Regions from separate parts of the Homo sapiens genome. Here all the other regions are linked to region 1. A link is a contact called in ENCODE Hi-C or POLR2A ChIA-PET data. All regions are on one chromosome and are shown on one strand. The core of a region is the stretch at or near the end of the contact, and the rest is flanking DNA. Distances in the headings are between cores, read along the strand shown. Region 1 holds the start of NHLRC2 (NHL repeat containing 2). Region 2 holds the start of MXI1 (MAX interactor 1, dimerization protein). Region 3 holds the start of PDZD8 (PDZ domain containing 8). Region 4 holds the start of XPNPEP1 (X-prolyl aminopeptidase 1). Region 5 holds the start of SMC3 (structural maintenance of chromosomes 3). Region 6 overlaps ADD3 (adducin 3). Region 7 has its middle 28 kb from the start of PDCD4-AS1.

Region 1 (2,896 bases), core at 45-2,544:
TACCTGACAACACCTGCTATTCCATTTATACCACAATGAAACTAAGATAAACCTATCACAGGAGTAGCAACTGTGAAGTTCTCCATTATGGGTGCTATTTCATTCAAATATCTTGTCCTTTTCCAGGGCTTGATTCATAAAAATAATACTTCAAAAATTAAGCGCTAATGGCAAATATAGGTTCAACAGCTTAATCTTAGAACGAGATTTGTAACATTGTTATGAAGCTACTGTCAGTTCTTTCAAGTGGACAACCGTCCAAATAATTCATAAATCCAACCACAGTCCCTGGACAAAGGGCTTAACAGGTATCCCAAACACTAAATGACTATCTAACAAAACTAGTCACAACATAATCAAAGAGATGTGTAATTCGCAAAAAACTGCGAAGTCACTGCCCTCATCCACGACTAGTGGATACTCAACCACTTCAGTTTCCCGCGACAGTCCATGATCTTCCTCCAGCAGCAATGAACAATCCCTGCACAGTGAACAAAAAAAGTTGATATGTGAAAAAAGTTCAAATATGTGAAAGAGTGGGCTTGTATTGAGGTCTGACTCCGTATTGCACCCATGGTTCCGAAGGTGGCCAGCCCTCTGTCCACCTGACTCAAAACGGGGTCACACGCCAGCCTCTCCCTTATCTTTTGGCATTAGAGGCTGGGAGGCCAGGAAGCGGGGCCTTAATCATCTCCAGGTTAAGCATAGCGAGCTCCAAAAAGCCCTCAGAGTCCTGCCCTTCTGAAGACTCTAAGGCCCGCCCTCAAGGACCCTCACCGCCCCCCACCTGCCACTCGGCACCCCAAGGGAGCCGCTCCAGCTGCATCCGCTCCTCCCGGCACCCCCATCTAAAAATGTGTTCGCGCCCGCACTTTCAGCACTCCCAGATGACAAAACGCTGTGTTTGTGTATAAGTGAAAGCCACTCGCGCCAGTCACTTCCAGTTTACAAAGCCTTCTCTCTGGAGGTTATCCCTACCCGCTTTACCTTTAGGGTCTTGGCGGGAACAAGTTCCCGCTGCCAGTGCCGTGTCGAATCGGCGGATGCTGTTCAAAGAGAGAGACTTTAAAAATAATTTTTAAAAATACATTGCCCTTTTAAGTCCTACGGATTTATTGTATTTTATTTGTGTTCGAAAGTCCGCTAATTCCCAATGTGGAGGGTTGGGGATGTTTCCCTTAGCGCCTCTGGGACGCTGTCCCTAAGGCCTTATTCCATGTTGAATCTGACGCTCTCAATGTCCAGGCTCGGCTGCGGCGTGGGGACCGAAAAGGGGCGGGGTGGGTCGGACGGCAGTTTAATTACGTCCCCGGGAACTGCGCCGATTTGGACTTTTGGCACTTGGACCTATGCTTTAAAAAGAAAAAAGTGTCATTGGCGTGGAGTGGGGCTAGTGGAGGGTGAGGTGAATGCGCCGTTTGGAAACCACAGGACAGTGAACGTTTCGTCTCTCCCAGCGAGACTCTCCCGCGGGCCCGGCGGCCGCATCGGGAGCCCGGCGGAAACATGGCGGCGCCCGGAGGCCGGGGCCGCAGCCTCTCCGGCCTGCTCCCCGCGCAGACCTCGCTAGAGTACGCCCTGCTCGACGCCGTTACCCAGCAGGAGAAGGACAGCCTGGTCTACCAGTATCTGCAGAAGGTGGACGGCTGGGAGCAGGACTTGTCAGTACCCGAGTTTCCGGAAGGTGAGGGGCTGGCGTCGGGGTGGGGGCCCCTCCCGGCACCTCCCCTTCCTCGGGGACGGCGCCCTCCCGCGAAGCGGTGGGCTAGGCGGGTTTGTGCCGCTGGCGCCCCGGGGAGTGGCCCTTCGCCTAACTTGGGCCGCTGTTCGCGTGTTCTGCAATTCCCAGGGGTCCCCAAGCGGCCACCGACGGGGGTTTCCCTGGCACGGGGATCCACATACTCGTCTGTGTATCCTGAGTTCCGCCCGCGCCTGATATTAGCCAAGTGGACACTCCGTGAATATTTAGTGTCCCCGGTGGCAATGATTGCAACGTCCACACCATTCTGTCCATTCAATCTGGTTCCCCAGTGTCTTCTGGTCATCTTTCTGCATCATCTTGACATTTATTGATCACTTTTTCATGTATCACACACAGGGTTTTTTTTTGTTTTTTTTTGATACGGAGTCTCGCTCTGTCTCCCAGGCTGGAGTACAGTGGCGTGATCTTGGCTCACTGCAACCTCCGCCTCCCAGGTTCAGGCGATTCACCTGCCTCAGCCTCCGGAGTAGCTGGGACTACAGGCCCGCGCCACCACGCCTGGCTAGTTGTTTTGTTTTGTTTTGTTTTGTTTTGTTTTGTTTGTATTTTTAGTAGAGACGGCGTTTCACTATGTTGGCCAGGCTGGTCTCGACCTCCTGATTTCAAGTGATCCTCCCGCCTCCGTTTCCCAAAGTGCTGGGATTACAGGCGTGAGCCACCGCGCCCGGCCTGCCACACACAGTCCTAAACACTTGAGGGGATACCTAAACACTTGAGGAGATATTACCTTATTCAATTACCTCTATATCCCAGTGAGGTGCTCCTATCATTCCCCTTTCACAGTTGAGGAAATGGAAGCACAGAGAGGTTAAGTCACATGCCCAGGGCCTCACAGCTGATAACTGCCCCAGTTGGATTATACAGGCCCTGGATTTGCTGGTTTCTTAGCTGTACTGTGCTTCTCCGTTCAAAGTCGTGAAACTAATACTTTTAAAAATCGGAATCAATTATAGCCTATTTCCAGGGTTTAAATCCTGGCCATGTGAGCTTTTGGAGCATGAAGGAACAGATATTCCCGGCAGGGATGTTTGTGAAGCATATCTTGCCATGATAAATGAAAACGTATTTTACCTTCTTTGGATGGGAGTAGCATTGCTTTGCCTGATGGTGCTGGCATGTGTCCTGGCGTGACAC
Region 2 (2,700 bases), core at 25-2,524, 3.6 Mb before region 1:
TGCATCGCACACCTCCAGGGGGCAGCATTGTCTTTGTCCTCTATATAAATGGTTCCCCTGGAGGAAAACTCCAGGTGACCTTGCAAAGTAACCATATTTAGATGGGCTTGTCATAGAGATATTTTCCAAGGAAGTGCAGAAGAGTCTTGTTCACTACATCTTGTTCCTTTCTTAGATACAAGTTACATCAGAATAGGGGACTCAGGCTCTTGCCTGGGTCTGGATTGGAAGAAAAAGAGCTTACCATGGGCCAGAGTGTGCTAAGTCAGATACAATACACAAGCATCTTATCACACATTTCAATGATGTGGAAACTTAGGCCAAGAGAGGTTAAGGGACTTGTCCAAGCTCACACAGTCTGTATGCAGCAGAGCTGGGATTTGAACCCTTTCCTATGGCACCCTAGAGCAGCCTTCAATCATCCCCTGACACCTCCAGTACTTCCCAGGGCTGGAAAGCATCCATGATTGCGGACAGCAGTGGCAGTGAAACAATGTCAGCTGGGGTAGGGGTTTTCAGAGGCAAAAGGTGGAATTCAGCTGGGGAGGGGGGTGGTTCCTGAGCTGCCACTTCTGCCTCTCAAATTAAAGGGAGCCAGGTGTGGAGGCATCCTGGTGTGAGCTTTGCACAGCTGAACCAAGGCTGGGCAGAGGAGTGTGGAGAGGGATGCTGACATCTCCTCCCACTTCTGGAAAATAACTTTGCATTTGAAGGGAGAAAGGCATGAGTAAATCTGTAACTCGGATTTGGACGGCCTGGGATTTCATTTGACTGTGTGAAGGCACACACAGGTGCCTCGCAAGTGTGTGCGTGATTACGTATGTATGTGTGTCTGTGAGTAGGAGTGTTTGTGTTGGGGGTGGGGGGATCTTCTGGTTACACACTGGTTCCCTTCTTCCCATTTGGATTGGGGAGCTTTTATTTATTTATTTTTAAGTCATAGCAGCCACCATGTATGGGGACCTAACTATGTGCCAGGCATTGTGCTGGACACTTTCTGAGGCATTATTTTTCTGTGAAAAAAGTAGTTTGTTTTTATGCAGGTGCACCCAGAGACATCAGGTATTTTTTTCCATTCCGGTTAAAAGACAGTGTTCTACTCTGTGGTAAGCCTTGGGGAGAGGCAGGGAAGCCTGCGGGGACGGGCAGGGGCGGTCCCTGCCTCGCTCGCTAGTCTCCACCTTTTATTTTGACCGGTCCGATGGCGACAGGCTCGCACTAGGACCCAGGCGCCAGAGTGCCTCCGTCTGTCCTGTAGGTTCATTCAATCTCCCATACACACAGACTCACAGCGAGACCGACACACACTCCCATACACTCACACACACAACTGCAGGCAGCGAGGCTCGGGAAGTCAGGCCGGCTTTTCGCCCCGGCGCCTTCTCTGCTCCAGCCGGCCGGGTCTCCCTGGGGGCCCGGAGCTCGGCCGGGCCGCGCAGCCCCGTTAGAGGACGAGCTCGGCGGACCCCCGCTCCTCCATGGGCAAACGCGGGCGGCCGCGCAAGGAGGCGCGCTGCGAGGGCGCGGGGCTGGCCCCCGCCGCGCCCCCGGCTGTGCCCCCCGCCGTGGCCGCGCCCCAGCCCCCGGCCCTGCCCGAGGACCCCGCTGGGGCCAAGCCCAGGTGCCCCTTCTCAGACATTTTCAACACCAGCGAGAACTCGATGGAGAAGCACATCAACACTTTTCTGCAGAACGTGCAGATTCTGCTCGAGGCCGCCAGCTACCTGGAGCAGATCGAGAAAGAAAACAAAAGTAAGTTTGGGGGCCCCTGCTCTTCCTCGGCGCCCGGTTCTTTCTTTCTCGCCCACTTGGGCGACCCCTGTTGCGAGCTCGGCCCGTCCCCCCCCCGCCCAACATACACATCCAGCCCTTGGCAGTAAAGCCGATGACACCGGAGAAAGGACACGCACGCACAAAGCTGCTAAAGATGTAACAAAGACGGGCGAGGGGGAGAGGGGCCTGTCGGTGCGTCGGTCTGTCCTCTCCGGCGGGCTGGGGCTGGGAGGATGGCCCAGCGGAGGAGCGGGGGAGTGTTGTTGTTTGCTGACAACTGAGCCGAGAGCTCATCTCTTTGAGGTCGCTTTTCTTCCTTTTTTTTTTTTTTTTTTCCGGAGCCTTCTCAGGCAGACAAGTGTTGTTTTTCTGTTGCTCGTTCCTGGGTGGGGTGGGGATTAGAAGCCGAAAGTTGGAAACCATAGGCAGAGCTCAGAGGTTCCAGAAAGAAAACACACAGACACACACTACAACAATAACAACCAAACAGCTCTCCACGGCGTGGGCTCGGCTCTGTCTCTCTCTCTCCCTCCTACTTCGCCTTTTTCCTTCCCTCTAGCAGCAGGACTGGGCTCAGGCCATCACGTCTACGGACACAGTCCCCCTGCACGTCCGTTGCCGTGGGGTGCCACCGCCGCCCCCCCCCCCCCAAAGAAGGAGGCCGGCGGGGCCAAGCAACGCCAGCAGCTCGCCCCGGACACGCCGTCCTGAGCCCGGGAAACTTGGCCGTGGGGACGCGGCTAGAAGGAAACTTTGGGATCTTTGAGAAACAATAGTTGGGGAAGAAGGTGTGGGCTGTTCTGTGCTTTTTCTTTATTTTCCGGGAGACGGCTCTTGAGTGAGCGCACAGGGCAAGCAAGGCAAACGCCTTCCTGGTCGATTTCTACTCCCCCCACCCGCCCACCCCCAGATTCACGTGGATAGTAG
Region 3 (2,700 bases), core at 45-2,544, 3.5 Mb after region 1:
ACGCGAAAAGGTTTCTAGCTCCTATCAATGCCGTTCGGAAGCAAAGCAAGTGTTCACGACTCGCCTTGATCTGGGGCCCTGTCCAGGGTGGGAAGGCCCCAGAAGCAGGCGCCAGGACAGAAATGAGCCTTTGCCCTTCCCAATCCACGCAGCGTCCCGCCCAGGCCCGGGTTCCCGGCAGCCAGGCCCCCTCCCCGACCTCCAGCTCACCTGATCTTGTAATTCGGTAGGGTGTGCTTGCGCTTGATGATCTTCTTGAGCTGGTTGACGATGATGGAGGTGAGCTGGGGCATGGGCCGCCCTTCAAACTGGGAGCGCACCTCGAAGTCGATCAGCGGGTCTTCCACGAAGGAGAAGAACCAGTGGGTGAAGGGCACGCGCGTAAAGACCAAGCGCAGCCTTCCCACCACGCGGGACAGCTTGACAAACAAGTAGGCGGACTTGCCGAAGACCAGGTCCACGTCGATGGCCAGGTGGAAGCCCCCGTTGTACTCCACCTCCGCCTCGAAGGCCAGCTCCTCGGGGCAGGCGGCGGGCAGCGCCTCCCCTTCAGGGCCATCGGGCTCCCCGGTGGCCGAGGGCACGACTGGCCGCACGAGCCGGATGGTCTTGATGAAGGGCACCGTCTCGCCCAGGAACACGTCCCGCAGGCTCAGCCCCTCCAGCAGGCGCCCGGCCGTCTTGGTCTGCAGCAGCTCCTCGAACTCCACCTTGATCTTCTTGGTGACCCAGCGGCGGGTCAGCGCGGTGTCCCGCAACTCCCGGAACAGGAATAGGATGGTGGCGTTGAGGAAGTAGCAAGTCTCCCGCGTCGGCGGGGCGGGGGTCTCGGGGGCCGCGGTGGGGGTCGCGCCGCCCTCAGGGGCCGCTCCGGAGGGCTCCTCATCCCGGCCGCCGCCATAAAGGTACTCCCTTAGGAGCAGGCCCGGCACTGGCTTGATGTAGCGGAAGCCCTCGCCCGCGCGGGCGGCCTCGTCCGCCGGCGGCTCGGGCTGTCTGCGGTACAGCAGGAAGAACTGGGCGAGGAGCGTGAGGAAGGAACCCAGCACGGCCGACGCCAGGATCATGAGCAGCAGCCCCATCCCGCCACCGCCTCCGCCCGGGCCCCTACTCCCGCGCCCACAGCGCCGCTTTCTTCACGCCGCCGCCCCCGCTGCCTCCATTTTGAGGACATCGGGCGGCTGGGTCGGGGCGAGCGGCTCCGTGGGCCTCGTCCAGGGGCTCGGGCCGGCGCGCTGCGGCGCCCGAGCCCGCAGCGGCCCGCGCCTCCTCAGACGCTCCCGAAGGGCCGGTGTGGCGGCGGCGGCAGCGGGGCCGGGACCGGCGCCTCCCTCAGGCCTCCACTCATTGGACGAGCAGCGCGTGACGTCAGAGGCGTGCTCGCTCCCGGCGGCGTCGCCCAGCAGTCGGCGCCCGGGCACGCGGACGCGGGTCCTCCTTTACTTCTCTGCGGCCCTTCCAACCTCGTCCCCCCACGCCAACATTCCAATCCCCGCGGCGCGCGCCGCCACCCACGTGGCCGTCACTTCTGGAGCTGCGGTCGGGATCTGGGAGGACGGCTGGGGACGCGGGCTGGAGGATAAGGCGGTCCGGCGGAGCGGGCCTGACGCGTTCCGGATGCCGGCCATCCCGTTATCCTCGGCTGCGCCCATCCCCCGTCTCTGGCCGCAGTCCCCGCGGTTACCTCTGCAGCGGCGTCGCTCATCCTGCGGTGTGCTTCTTCCACTCGCACCCGTGACAGCCCGGCTGGCAGCGGCGCTTTCCCTGCGGGCAGCACCGCAGACGATCCGAGCGGGCCTTTCGGACGCTTCCCAAGCCCACGGCGAGAGGGGACCGACTGCCTCAGAGGCAGCCATCGCGGACCTGCCGTCCCCCCGGCAGACGCTCTGCGTCCGCGGAGGGTGGGCCCTGGGAAGGAGGGACGCAGGGAAAGGGCGCGCCACGCGGAATGACTTTCCCACCGAGGTGGATCTTCGAAATTTCAGGGAGGAGGAAGTTGAAAGAACAGCCAGGAGGAGAGATGCATAGTGAAACGAGTTTGCCAAGTGATTGGAAGATTAATATGCGACCCGCTGTCAGTCTCTGGTTAAGCCGGTAGTCCATCTATGAGGCAGTTATTCACTGTTAGCCCCCACCCACTTGACAGATGCCAACACTGGTGCAGAGAGCGTGGGGAGGTTGCGTGGGGCCGCAGAGTGGAGCCTGGTTTATCTAACACTAAACCCTAATGTCTTGATCACTACTCTCTGCCCTAACACAGAAACTGCTTCAGTTGTAAGCAGGCCAGTGGGTTCCCTAATGTTCAGGAAGGGAGAATTGGGGAGGCGGATTAGGGAAGACGGCAAGGAATTTTGCATAGAGTAGCACCTTAACCAAAGCCACGAAGCTAAGCCAGGTTGCCCAGCAACAGCGTTACTCCTCCTGCCCTCTGACTACTTAGTGGTTACATCATAAATGCTTATCCCTCCAAGCACGTGGAGTTCCAGTCCTGCAGGAGTCAGATATCCCATACCTTAAAGGCCGATTCTGGCTGTACCTAAGGAGCCAGGGCAGGGCTCCTCTCTAGCCCTTGAAAACCTTCAAGCCGGCCGGGCGTGGTGGCTCACGCCTGTAATCCCAGCACTTTGGGAGGCCGAGGCGGGCAGATCACGAGGTCAAGAGATCGAGACCAGCCTGGCCAACATGGTGAAACCCGTCTAT
Region 4 (2,820 bases), core at 77-2,576, 3.9 Mb before region 1:
CCTGTGGAAAATGGCTTCCCCTCTCTCAGCCTTTCACTGGACTTTCCTTTGAGGTAAAAAAGACTCTACCAGCTGGTGTAGAAAAGACTCTTCTGCTCCTAAAAGGCTGTGAGTCTATAAATCTAGCACAGATCACCTTGGCCCCCTAAAGACCACCTGAGGCCTACAGCCTAACTCATCATTATCCACTTGCCTGACTCCATTTCCAGCACTTCACTTACAGGAAGCTCCTTCCAGATGGAAGTTCTCCACCCCTCCCACATACTTCCACAGGGTGGGTCTGGTTTTCTGCTCACCCTTAACAAGCTGTGGCAACGGCAAATCCAGGTCAAGGTAGGTTTGGGACCCCCCTACTCACAAACACAAGCAGGAGCCATGGTCTGTGTTCAGCAAGAAAGCCTGGCCATGCTGCAAAGTGAGTGCATTCATGTCTCAAGTGGTTAGCAGGTGGGTGACCCCTTGGGGATGGCCAGGGAGTCTGGCCTGTGGCCTCCATGAACTCTGAACACCTCTCTCCGTCTCCCACTTTGTCAGAGGCTCTGATAAGTACATCCTGGTTATGGCAGGGGAATAAACTAAAACATGTTTAACTTGAGGCCGGGAAATTATCTGTCTCACCCTCCTATGCCCAAGGAGAGCCCAGGGCAGGCTACTGGGGGGATTTTCCTGGAGATTATACCAAAATATTCCCTTACACAGCCTCTGAAACCATTTGGGTAGGGAGGGGCCCGCGACCGTCTATCCTTGTGGCGGTGACAGATCAGTAGAGTGAATTGCAGGAGTCAGTATTGTCGAGATTGTAACTTGAGGTTTAGATTCCTGGGTAACAGAAGCGAGGGCAAAGGCTCGCCCACCTCCCCGGACACGAAGAGGGGCCAACTTCCTCCAAGAACGGGGCCTTCCCGCGGGCCAGGAACTGTGACGGCCGCCGCCCCCTCAGGCCGAGTGCAGCAGTTCCGCGGGCATACGCGTCCAGGAACCAGACTCGGGCCGCCCCGTGCCCACCGACCCTCCGGAAACGAACCGGATCTCGCCCGGCCTCATGGACCCCTTCCCCCGGCTCCTGTTCCGGGGCTCCGGCGAGCGCGGCCCTCGCCAGACTGCGGCGGGCCGGGCTCCTCACCCGCGCGTCCCTGCCCGCCGAGGTGCAACACGCGCGGCCGCGCAGCGAGGGCTGCACGCTGCCCGGACGCCGGCTGCCGGCGGAGTGCCCTCACCTTACTCGCGGTGGCTTTCTGGAGGCTGCCATTCGGCGGTGACGTGCCCCAGCCCACGTCAGGGGAGCGCAGACCAGCTGATCACCCGCGGAAGGGCCGGCGCGAAGGAGGCGCGAGAGCCGGCGGGCGGGCGGGCGGGCTAGCGCCGGGTCGGCCACGCCCTCGCCCGTGGCGGGCGCTGGCGCCGCGGCCCCGCCCACACGCAGGCCCCGCCCACACTCCCGGACCTGGGGTTCGCGGCCGCAGCGCCTGCGGCCCAGAGCGGGGCCTGCCCTTCCACACCAGTCCGCATTGCCTCTCCCTGCAGCGAGCGGGGAAAGGACGCAGTGCTGCTGAGTGTCTTCATTTTTGTTCGTTTTTGTCGTCATTCCTCAAAGAGGAAAAAGGGCTTTGCCGAATAAAGGGGCTACTGTCCCAGGGATTTTCCGGCTTAATTTAGGAGGGCTGAGAAGAGAGGGACGTGGCCGGCTCCGGAAGAACCTCGACAGGGTCTTCGAGGCTTTGGAACAGGGTCTCAAGCTTTAGAAATGTCCCCAAAAGTATGTTCCCAGAGAGCTTCAAAATCCAGCTCTCCGCTCCGCTTGGATAGTAAATAGCCCCTTCAAACTTAACGTCCAAACGGAACTCCTGGAACTCCCAATGCACCGAAGCAAAGCAAAAACGTTCTCCACCAGTCTTCTTTGCCATCTCAATCAATGGCTACTCTATTCTTAAGAGGCAAAATTTAGGAATCCTCCCTGCCTCTTCTCTTTCACACCCCACATCTAATCTGCCAGCAAAATCTTGTTGGCCCTGCCTCCAAAATAGACCCCTAATCTGGCCGTGTCACACCACCTCCACCTCCTACCCTCTGATGTGCATCAGAGGGTTGTACCACCCCACCCGTGTGGTTACAGCAGCCCCCCAAATATCCCCTCACCATCCCGCACCTGCACAGTCCAGCCTGAACAAAGCCGCCAGACCAGTCCTTTGAAGCGTGACACCAGGTCACTTCTTTGCTCAGCACTTTCCATTAATTTCTCGTTTCACGCAGCATAAAAGCTCCATTTGATCTACCCCCAGCCACATTTCCTCCTGTTCTCACCTTCCTCACTCTTCTTCAGCTGAAATGGCCTCCTGGCTCTCCTTGAAAAAGCAGGGTACACTCATGTCCCAGGGCTTTTGGACTTGCTCATCCCCCAAATATTGAGGCTCCCTTCCTCATTTTCCTTCAAGTCTTCGTTCAAGTATCACCTACCCTGACCATCCTATTTAAATTTGTAAATCATTCCAATATTCCTAATCCGCCTTACCCTACTTCATTTTTTCCATAGCACTTACCACCTTTTAACAGGATTCTTTTAATGTACTTATGTGTACTGTATTCTTCCCCCTCTCCTGCCACCACCCACGCACACAACAAAACCATCAGTGCAGATTGTTTCTGTTTTGTTTAATGATGAACAATATCTAACATGTCATAAGTTCTCATTATATATTTTCTGCAGAAATGAATGTTTCAGAATGTGCACTCCTCAAAAGCAGGGATGGTGGCTCTCTTGTTCATTGTTATTTCCCTGGTGCTTAGAACAACACCTGGCACTAAATGAAAGTGACCACATTT
Region 5 (2,785 bases), core at 99-2,598, 3.3 Mb before region 1:
AAAAGAAAATGCTTACATATTTATTTAATTTATTTTGAGACAGTCTCGCTCTGTTGCCCAGGCTGGAGTGCAGTGGCGCGATCTTGGCTCACTGCAACCTCTGCCTCCTGGATTCAAGCAATTCTCCTGCCCCAGCCTCCCGACTAACTGGGATTACAGGCACCCGCCACGACGCCCAGCTAATTTTTGTATTTCGAGTAGAGACGGGGGTTTCGCCATGCTGGCCAGGCTGGTCTTGAACTCGTGACCTCAGGTGATCCTCCCCCCTCAGCCTCCCAAAGTGCTGGGATTACACGCTTGAGCCACTCGACCAGGCCTATTTATTTTTTTAAACCAAGGGCTGGATAGGATTTGATCCGGGCTCCAGATAAAGGACTCCTAGGGAGATACCCTGGTTAGCAGAGGCAGTTAGGAGGCTACTAAAAATAGTTCAATCTAGAAATAATTAGGGCCAGAATTGTCTCCAGCAGCGGGCGGGGGTGGGGCTGGGGATGATTTGGGTAGTTATTTTGTTCTCTTCCCAGCAAGTAATTTCAGAGCAGCCCAGAGATTCATTTTCTAAACAAATGATGTTTTTCTCCCAAGACTGACAAGGATCAGACAGACCTAGGGTTGCCACTAGCACCTAGTATCTTTCAGGCTGTTTTCTTTTGTTTTTAAAGTGGATTAAAAGCTTTCAGCCTTACCTAAATCTTTGTTGCAATTGTACAGATCTGCCTAGATTTATAGCAGATGGTAGAACAGAAACAGTTCCCGACGGAATTAATCATCACATTATTAAAACAAATTTTCGAGCATTGACAAATCCCTTCGGGGTTGTCCTCCGAGTGGGCAATTCGTAACCAGCTTGGGGCGTGCTAAGATTGTAAACGTTCCTATGGAGAGCGATAACAAAGGGGCAGCAGTGACTCCGCACACAGAATTCCAAGAATCACCAGCATTCCATGTGTTCCAAGGCTAGCACAGTGCGCGCGAGGTCCGCTTTTTTAAACAGCGCGGAATCACGTGGCCGACAGCCCGCGGCGCTACTGGCCCTCGGAGTCTCCCTCTTGGCTTTGGCGCGGAACCTTTCCCCCTTTGTGGACGCGACCATTGGCCCCGCGCTCGGAGGTGGTACGGACCAACCCTACGGTCATAGATTTTCCGAGTGAAGCTTTTGACTAAGTCTCAGGAAAGCGTTAGCTACAGAATTCTAGATTCAAAAGAAATCCACCAAAAAACGCTGTGGAGGACTGGTTTTGCCTAAAAGAAAGAGCAGACCTGAACTTGACTCCTCCTACGCCCTGTGAAGGCTGCAAGGTGGTTCCGTCCGAGGCGCGGACTCCGCCCCCACGAGCGCCGCCATTTTGTTTGGCTGAGGGGAGCGAGCGGCGCTTTGGGGGAGGGGTCGCGTAGGCGCCTCACCTGACCCTGCGGCCGTGCGGTTGCTGCTCCGGGGCAGGTCTCCTTCCAGGCCAGGGGCCCGGAATCATGTACATAAAGCAGGTAAGGCCTTCGCGTCCCTCCACCCCGTCATGGGCCGGTAAGGGCCGCTCCTTGAGGCGGGAGTGTTGCGGCGCCACCCGCAGCCTCTCCCCTGTCTCCACAGGCTGGACCAGGGCTGGGCGGGGACTGTGGGGGAGGAGGGAGACCCGGGTCCCGCTAGTGCCCCGGCTGCGGGGTCGCGGAGAATTGGGGCACTCCTTTGCAGCCCCGGCCTCCCTGCTGGCGCTTGTCTGGGAGAGGCAGGATCTCCGAGAGGTGTGGAAGGGCCGGCGGGCGGGCCGCTGGGAGGGACTGGGCCTTCCTGGGTGGCCCCAGAGCTGGCGGGGGGCACCCCGCCGGGGCGGCCGCGGGCGGGAAGGGCTGTGTGGTCCTGCAGGGGTGGCCTCACACGGCCCATGTGCCTGGGATGTGTGGAAAGGTGGCTTCCCCGGCCCGGGGGCGGCCCTGGGGGCATTGGCTGGGGTGTCGTCACCTGTCACTGCGGGGAGCCGTTCTTCTCCCCAGTTAACCCGCGAAGTGAGCGGGACCCTCCTGCTTGCAGGATACGGAGCGCCGCCTCCCTCGGTTGTTTACTTCTGTCAAAATGGTCTTCCCGCGCGGGACTCCACCACAAAGATGAGCCCAGGCACACGGCCTTGGAGACGGTTTTCTGTTGGGTCTGTCGGGCTCTGAGCACTCCTTCTTTGGAACGTGGGTTCTTTCAGGCTGGCCGGCGTGAGTGACTGAAAGCAGCACTCGGTGGTCTTGGAGTCAGGAGAGCTGGGGCCCGTCGGCCTGCTTTTATAGACTTGCTATTGTACTGCAGCGTTTAGGGTTCAGTTAAGCTCACACAGTGTTTTTGATTTTGAAAGGTCCTTAACAGGTTGACAGCATAACTCCTAAAAAAAAATAAAACCCAGCAGCATTGCCTTGGCAAAGATTACCGATAAAAGTACCTTTTTTTTTTTTTAGCAGATTTTTAATCACCACTTTCCAAAATGAATTTTTCTTATATGAAATTTCGAGTTTTCTATATTGCATTAAATGAAAAACAAGAAAGAAATGCAAGAGAAAAATGTTAATTTTTTTTGTGGGGTGGGTTCTCAAAAATGTTTTTTATTTACTAGGTGATTATCCAGGGTTTTCGAAGTTACAGAGATCAAACAATTGTAGATCCCTTCAGTTCAAAACATAATGTGATTGGTAAGTGTTCTTGGTTTACTCGGTCATATTTATAGTCTATACAGATAATGTAAATTCTGTCCATTTCTATATTGGCTTAAGGAGACAGGAATTGTCTTTGAATATTAAGTTATATTTT
Region 6 (2,931 bases), core at 181-2,680, 3.8 Mb before region 1:
AATTTGTGAGTAGAAGAAAACCTGGTTTCTAGTTGTTGACTATGACTCTGAAATTCTTTTGTAAATTTTAAGCAGCTTATATTTCTTTGAGATATAATTGTCTAGAATTTTTTGGAAATTCTAAAACGAGTATTTCCATGAGCGTTTCTTACTAGTGGTGTGATCTATATAATGACATTATGTTGAGAGAGGTTTGTATATTTAGATCCCTCTTTTGCACTCTAGCTACAAATTTTTGTTTACAAACTGGTAAGCCAAAATATTAAAGCTACACTTGGTTGCTCTGTTCTGACTGTGTTAAGAACACGGGTCTAGGTGCACTGATTGGTTTCTGGTTTAGCAAGCACACCTTGACTTTTGTATTATGGTGAAAGCAAATGCTTGTTAACTGTATAGTGCCTTTTAAAAAAATTCCTGTAGGAAGATATTAATGCTTAGAAAAATCAGTAGATTTGATTAATAAATCATCTATAAAAAACCTGAAATATTTTTCAACTTTCATTTCCTAGAGTGTAGTAAAGGCAGTAACTGTTAAACGTGAAATCAAATAAAGTAATTTGCACCTGGAAGAAAGCCTTTCTAAAATTATTTCTGTAGTTTCTAGCCACATGATTGAAAAATACAATAAATGTATATTATGTTATTACTTCTCATTTGCAGTTTTTATAAACTTTAAAGCAACTTCAGAGGTGCTAACTTGGGCCTTCTTTCTTCCCTCCACCTCCCCTTTTTATTTAAAGCATCATATCATTTATTATATTGGACCAGCAGGAATGAGTTTAAAGAGGTTGAGAACTGTTTCAGATTAATAACTTGGAAATATCCCACAGGAGTCACAGTATTGCTTATCTTGGATTAAGTTTTAAGAATCCAGTCATTGAGAATTATTTCTATAAGCTGCCATATTTAAAGTTGGAGTGAGGAAGAACCTTACACTGATCCACATACCCCAAAATTCGTGTCAGTGTACTTTATGGGGATCTTGTAGTTTGAAGGATGGCATGGTCCACAAGATAAAAAGCTTCATCATGACAGTCAATAAGTAATGTTCTGGGTTTACATAGAGTTTATATTTCTTTCCTCAAGGTTCTCAGTTTTTCATTTTCATGTATAAGGTATACATCGCTTTTCTAAAACACCAACAATGCTAGATTATTTTTGCTTTGATTTGCTTTGTTTTTTTCATATTCCTTTGAATGATTTAGTTATTACTTCTCTTTGTTTAATATTTTTTAAAGGGATAACTATTTATCCTAACTTTCTCTATACTGGAAAAACACCCCCTTTCCTTCCCCCATTTACAGGATTGTGCAACCTTTCAGTTAAACAAAACCAAAATTGTTCACTTGCTCAGTGTTCCACCCCCTTGAAATAAGCCACATAGCTCTCTATGGGTGTGGCCCAGCGTCTTTGGCTGCCACAGTTACTTGATCCCCTTATCTCATGTCACCCTTGGCTCCCTATATTGTCTCTTCATCTGGTTTCTTAGCTCCTCCTTTTCCCGCTTCCACCGAGTTTTTGTACTGCTCCTGTCACTTTGCTTCTCAGAAGTTCAGAAGCAATTGTCATGAGCTTTTCCACCTCCCCCCCTCCTTTCTCTGAATCTTCTGAGGAAGTTACAGTTGGCCCTCCACTTCTGAGGGTTTCGCATTCTCAGATTCAACCAACCACAGATTGAAAATATTAGAGTAAAAATACAGAATAACTACTTACATAGCATTTACATTGTATTAGGCATCATAAGTAATCTAGAGATGATTCAAAGTATTCAGGAGGAAGTACAAAGTTTTATGCAGATACCACTTCATTTTATATCAGAGACTTGAGCATCCTGGATTTTGGTGGCCATGGGAGGTCCTAGAACTAATCCCTGATGGATACCTAGGGACAGCTGTACATATACACTGTCCAAAGAATTCATTGAGGATTTCCTACTCCAGGATTAAACTCCTGAAGTGAACGTTTTGAAAGGCAAAAGGATTTTTTCTTTTTTGTCAAAGTTTAGATGTTGTAGGTGTGAATTCATTAGTATAAAGTACTTACAGCCCTTGCTTTATATAAAGTATATGCTCCTAAAAAGTTGGCTAGTGGCTGGTCATGGTGGCTTATTCCTGTAATCCCAGCACTTTGGGAGGCTGAGGGAGCTGGATCACTTGAGCGCAGGAGTTTGAGATCAGCCTGGGCAACGTGGTGAGACCTCGTCTCTGCAAAAAATAGAAAAATTAGCTGGGCGTGGTCATGTGAGCCTGTGGTCCCAGCTACTTGGGAGGCTGAGCTGGGAGGATTATTTGAGCCCGGGGAGGTTGTGGCTGCAGTGAGCCATGATCATGCCGCTGCACCCAGCCTGGGCAATAGAGTGGGACCCTGTCTTAAAAAAAAAAAATTGCCTGTATCTCAGTATAACATGGTTAAATGCAGGTGCGATTACTATTTAAGACAACCTGGCAAGGAATCTTTAAATAATTTACATAAATAATCCTACCTTAATTTTTCCATTTTAAAGGATTTTTCCTCTCAGGTTGTCATGATTGTATATGCTGTAAATGATCTGCATATTCTTCTTCATAAAAATGGAAGATTTGTTATTTATTTGTACTTCAGTGTGGAAGCATCTTAAACATTAACCCTGTGGCATTTTCTCATCAATAGTAAGTTGATCAAATGAGTGACCCAGTCTCAGCAATTTAACATATCATCCCTTTCAGCTTTAAATGTATATTTAATCACCTTAGCCCATTTTTCAATCCACAAAAGTAACCTTTCTCATATATCAACAGCTTTCTGGGCCAGTGAACCTTAGAACTTAAGTGCCTTACAAAACATAATGCTTATTAGTTGTGTTTTTTTTTTCCCCTTCCCACCCTCTCCCATTAAATCTACCTTGCTTATACTTGATGCTTTTAAGGATTTGAGCTCATAGGGTGTAGTATA
Region 7 (2,700 bases), core at 68-2,567, 3.0 Mb before region 1:
GGTGCATCAGCCGCACCTGGTGAGCTTGCTAAAAATGCATATTCCTGGCGCCCCCATGGAGATTCTGACTCATTAGGTCACGGGGAGGACCCAGGCATTTGCATCTTAGCAAGCCTGGGGGGTAATTCAATGCAGGTGCAGTCCACCGATGACACTTAGAGAAACACTGCCCTAGATGTCAACCAGGGACTTCCCCAGTAGCTCCTGGAATAGAAGCAGCATTTATTTTACTGGGTGGTAGGGCCATTGAAGGTAGGGGCACTTTAGTGTGAAAAAGGCTTGACAGTAGGAGGCAGAGAAAAGGAGACCAGCATGGCCATGGCAGAAGGGGCTGGTGGCAGCTGGTGGGTGGGGGAGGCGGCGAAGGATGGGGGTGGGAGCGTGTCACAGTCATCGAACTGGGTTTGGGAGCATGTGTTATGATTTTTAGTTGGGTTCGTACTTACTGTGCTCAGGCAAAAGTCAATTTTCCAATGCTGTCTTTATCTTTGTTAATGGCTGGAAGTGTTGTGGTTATTAAACAGCTCCTCGAGATCTGATGGAAGCCCTGCTGCTGAAGACAGAGAGCTGTGTGGAGTCAGCAATCCTTACTCAGAGGAGAAACAAGGAACAGGGCCACTGCCCAGGGCCGCGTTGCTGTCAGCGAGGAACTCTGGGGTCACACACACTTTCTCTCCCTCTTCCACAAGACACTACTGCTGTCAGCTCGGCCCTGCTGATTCCTGAGTCCCCCTGCATGGCACACTTAGTGTACTCCATAGGGGCACTGTCTCTTGGCCTCTTCACAACTGGAGAAGCAGGTACTGTTATTCTCCCCATTTCATAGATGGAAAATGAGGCTCCGAGAGACAAAGTGGTTTGTCAAGGGTCAGACGACCAGTAAGTGGCAGAGTTGGGATTCAAACCCAGGTCCACATGACTGTCAAACCACACTCTTAGCCACTATTCTCCACTGCCTACCTCCTGTTCCTGCCTCTCCCTAAAGCCTCTAGACTCTGGGTCTGCCCAGAGCTGCTTGGATAAATTAGAAAGTCTAATTTAGCAATACTGCAGTTACCTATGGCTGAATTCCTGATTGTTAAATTCCAGAAACTGATTTCTCCAGTACCTCTCCTCCCTGGAAAGTAAAGAAAGGCCTCCACCCACAGCACTATACCCAGAGAAATACTGTTTCTTCCTTCTTCTCACTTGGGAGAATATTCCAGGGGAGCTGAGTCTGAGGGCAAGAGAGGAAGGAGGGCCCCGGGGGCTGCTCAAGTTCCTCCTGTTTCAGGGAGGAGAAGAAAGAGAAGCAGCTTGCTTTCTGCTCTCAGGGGACTTGGGGACAAAGGGGAGTGATCAAAAGGGGATTTCCCACAGCCCCAAAATGCTAGCCGGATTGCACTTGTGACCTCTCCTTCCTGAGTGAAACTAGATTGTTGACTTGCCTGCCACCTGTTTCCAACATGGAGTAGAGATGTTGCACATACATGATGCCATGTGTCCAGATTAAGACAACAAAAAATTATAAACAAGGATTGAAGAAAGTTGGAGGCAGCAAATATATGGTCTGTAAGGGCTCATACAGCAAGAGATGTGACTAGAAGCCTCCTGGGAGCCAAGGCAGAAAGAAAAAAAAAAAAAACATGCTCTGTCCTTAGGCTGGAGAGAGCATTCCAGGTTATCTGGGGAGATTGTTCTACTTGACTCTATATTCTGGAATAATTCTCCTGAGGGACAGTACAGAGGTACTGAGAGGTGTTGGAAAAATCCTTAGGGAGCTCACAGCCCAACATTGGAGAAGAGCATAGTGGGAGCGGGGACACTGGGATGGCTTCTGGTCTGTGTGAACTGGTTCCTGATGTTGGGGCAACACCTCCCAGTGTCCGAAGGCCTGATCCTTGCTCACACCTGCCCAGCCACCTGAGAGTGAGTATGCTGGCTGGAGTTCATGAATTTTTGTTTGGGTTTATTTTCAAGCTCTGTTTTTCAAATTTCTCTGTTAAGTGGCTGAACTTCCAGGAACCAGTGTTCACAGGCCAAGGAGGAGGCCACCATCATCTCTACTACCTGAGTGCCCTGCCACACCCACCTGACAATAGAGAGCTCTAGGGTGGGGCCCCTGCTCTTTGGATTGTTGGGGGAAATAAACCTCTCCAGCATTTATTCTTTGGGGTTACCCCAAACGGATGACCACAGCCAGGAGGGAACAAAGCCTGACTGGGAAGTGCTGATTCTCTCTGGCAGTTTGGGAACTTCCCCTCAAACCTGTCTGATAAGGAGCGGCCTAGGGAGGAGGGGTGCAAAAGGTGTGCCCCGTTTGCCCGTGAGATCTCTCACCATCACTGTATGCAAGCCTAGGAAGAACAGAGCTTTCTGGCTCAGGGACAGATCTCCATGCTGGGAATCAGGACCTTGAGTTCCTGGGTCAAATCCACAATGAACTCATTCTGAGATGTAGGCAAATGTTTACCTTCTGTTGCTTCGGTTTTCCCATCTGTGCATTTGATGTGTGCCTTGTGCGTGCCAGAGGTTTTTGGGAAGAAAATAAGAGTGGAGACTTGCTGTCAATCACAAGGTGGGGGGTGGTCACTTCTCTACCTGAATCTCCCACATGGGCCTGTGGGGAGCTATGGTCCTTATTACCATCCTCCTGCCCCCAGCAGGGGAGCCTACCCATGAGGCAGGCTTGCTTGGGGTCGGCCAGCCTGGTCTCTGTGG

What was found. A loop is a pair of places that touch in the nucleus more often than their neighbours do. ChIA-PET counts read pairs that join two places held with the same protein, here RNA polymerase II (POLR2A). Pooled maps may share reads with other maps.
Region 2: a loop to region 1 is called in a pooled map, with 8 times the contacts of the local background. The contact joins the promoter of MXI1 here to the promoter of NHLRC2 in region 1. A Hi-C loop is called at or near these places in 6 of 50 pooled maps.
Region 3: a map of B cell shows a loop between it and region 1 (28-fold over the local background). The contact joins the promoter of PDZD8 here to the promoter of NHLRC2 in region 1. A Hi-C loop is called at or near these places in 2 of 168 maps with a recorded cell type or tissue (B cell and naive thymus-derived CD4-positive, alpha-beta T cell), 4 of 37 single-sample maps with no recorded cell type and 7 of 50 pooled maps. POLR2A ChIA-PET finds 5 or more read pairs at or near these places in 1 of 52 experiments (CD8-positive, alpha-beta memory T cell).
Region 4: a pooled map shows a loop between it and region 1 (6-fold over the local background). The contact joins the promoter of XPNPEP1 here to the promoter of NHLRC2 in region 1. A Hi-C loop is called at or near these places in 2 of 37 single-sample maps with no recorded cell type and 7 of 50 pooled maps.
Region 5: a pooled map shows a loop between it and region 1 (6-fold over the local background). The contact joins the promoter of SMC3 here to the promoter of NHLRC2 in region 1. A Hi-C loop is called at or near these places in 1 of 37 single-sample maps with no recorded cell type and 4 of 50 pooled maps. POLR2A ChIA-PET finds 5 or more read pairs at or near these places in 1 of 52 experiments (activated CD4-positive, alpha-beta T cell).
Region 6: a loop to region 1 is called in a map with no recorded cell type, with 4 times the contacts of the local background. The contact joins the enhancer-like site here to the promoter of NHLRC2 in region 1. A Hi-C loop is called at or near these places in 2 of 37 single-sample maps with no recorded cell type and 4 of 50 pooled maps.
Region 7: a loop to region 1 is called in a map with no recorded cell type, with 5 times the contacts of the local background. The contact joins the enhancer-like site here to the promoter of NHLRC2 in region 1. A Hi-C loop is called at or near these places in 2 of 37 single-sample maps with no recorded cell type and 3 of 50 pooled maps.

Annotation. Positions count from the first base shown.
Region 1 is chr10:113,853,367-113,856,262 of GRCh38, forward strand. NHLRC2 (NHL repeat containing 2) reads left to right here and starts at 1,295. Exons shown (of 11, transcript NM_198514.4): 1 at 1,295-1,684. The coding sequence starts at 1,507. It overlaps DCLRE1A (DNA cross-link repair 1A), which reads right to left and starts at 716. Exons shown (of 9, transcript NM_014881.5): 1 at 1-716. RefSeq lists a silencer at 1,405-1,764 and an enhancer at 1,775-2,479.
Region 2 is chr10:110,206,331-110,209,030 of GRCh38, forward strand. MXI1 (MAX interactor 1, dimerization protein) reads left to right here and starts at 1,275. Exons shown (of 6, transcript NM_130439.3): 1 at 1,275-1,752. The coding sequence starts at 1,479. RefSeq lists a silencer at 1,446-1,525.
Region 3 is chr10:117,374,146-117,376,845 of GRCh38, forward strand. PDZD8 (PDZ domain containing 8) reads right to left here and starts at 1,295. Exons shown (of 5, transcript NM_173791.5): 1 at 211-1,295. The coding sequence starts at 1,082. RefSeq lists silencers at 786-965, 1,066-1,385 and an enhancer at 1,616-1,735.
Region 4 is chr10:109,922,185-109,925,004 of GRCh38, forward strand. XPNPEP1 (X-prolyl aminopeptidase 1) reads right to left here and starts at 1,327. Exons shown (of 21, transcript NM_020383.4): 1 at 1,218-1,327. The coding sequence starts at 1,249. RefSeq lists a silencer at 1,003-1,542.
Region 5 is chr10:110,566,347-110,569,131 of GRCh38, forward strand. It overlaps SMC3 (structural maintenance of chromosomes 3), which reads left to right and starts at 1,349. Exons shown (of 29, transcript NM_005445.4): 1 at 1,349-1,485; 2 at 2,592-2,667. The coding sequence starts at 1,471. LOC105378483 (a long non-coding RNA gene) reads right to left here and starts at 962. Exons shown (of 2, transcript XR_946318.2): 1 at 687-962. RefSeq lists enhancers at 1-354, 1,169-1,218, 1,229-1,328 and a silencer at 1,669-1,958.
Region 6 is chr10:110,066,706-110,069,636 of GRCh38, forward strand. All of the region lies in intron 1 of ADD3 (adducin 3), which reads left to right. Among named protein-coding and RNA genes, the nearest start is that of ADD3-AS1, 60 kb to the left of the region's middle. Within about 2 kb of position 1,431, at least 11 of the 41 ENCODE cell types and tissues checked have a DNase peak (open chromatin) inside an H3K27ac peak, as active enhancers do.
Region 7 is chr10:110,841,879-110,844,578 of GRCh38, forward strand. No RefSeq gene overlaps it. Among named protein-coding and RNA genes, the nearest start is that of PDCD4-AS1, 28 kb to the right of the region's middle. RefSeq lists enhancers at 680-749, 820-899, 1,030-1,089, 1,160-1,229, 1,240-1,299 and 2 more. Within about 2 kb of position 1,318, at least 10 of the 41 ENCODE cell types and tissues checked have a DNase peak (open chromatin) inside an H3K27ac peak, as active enhancers do.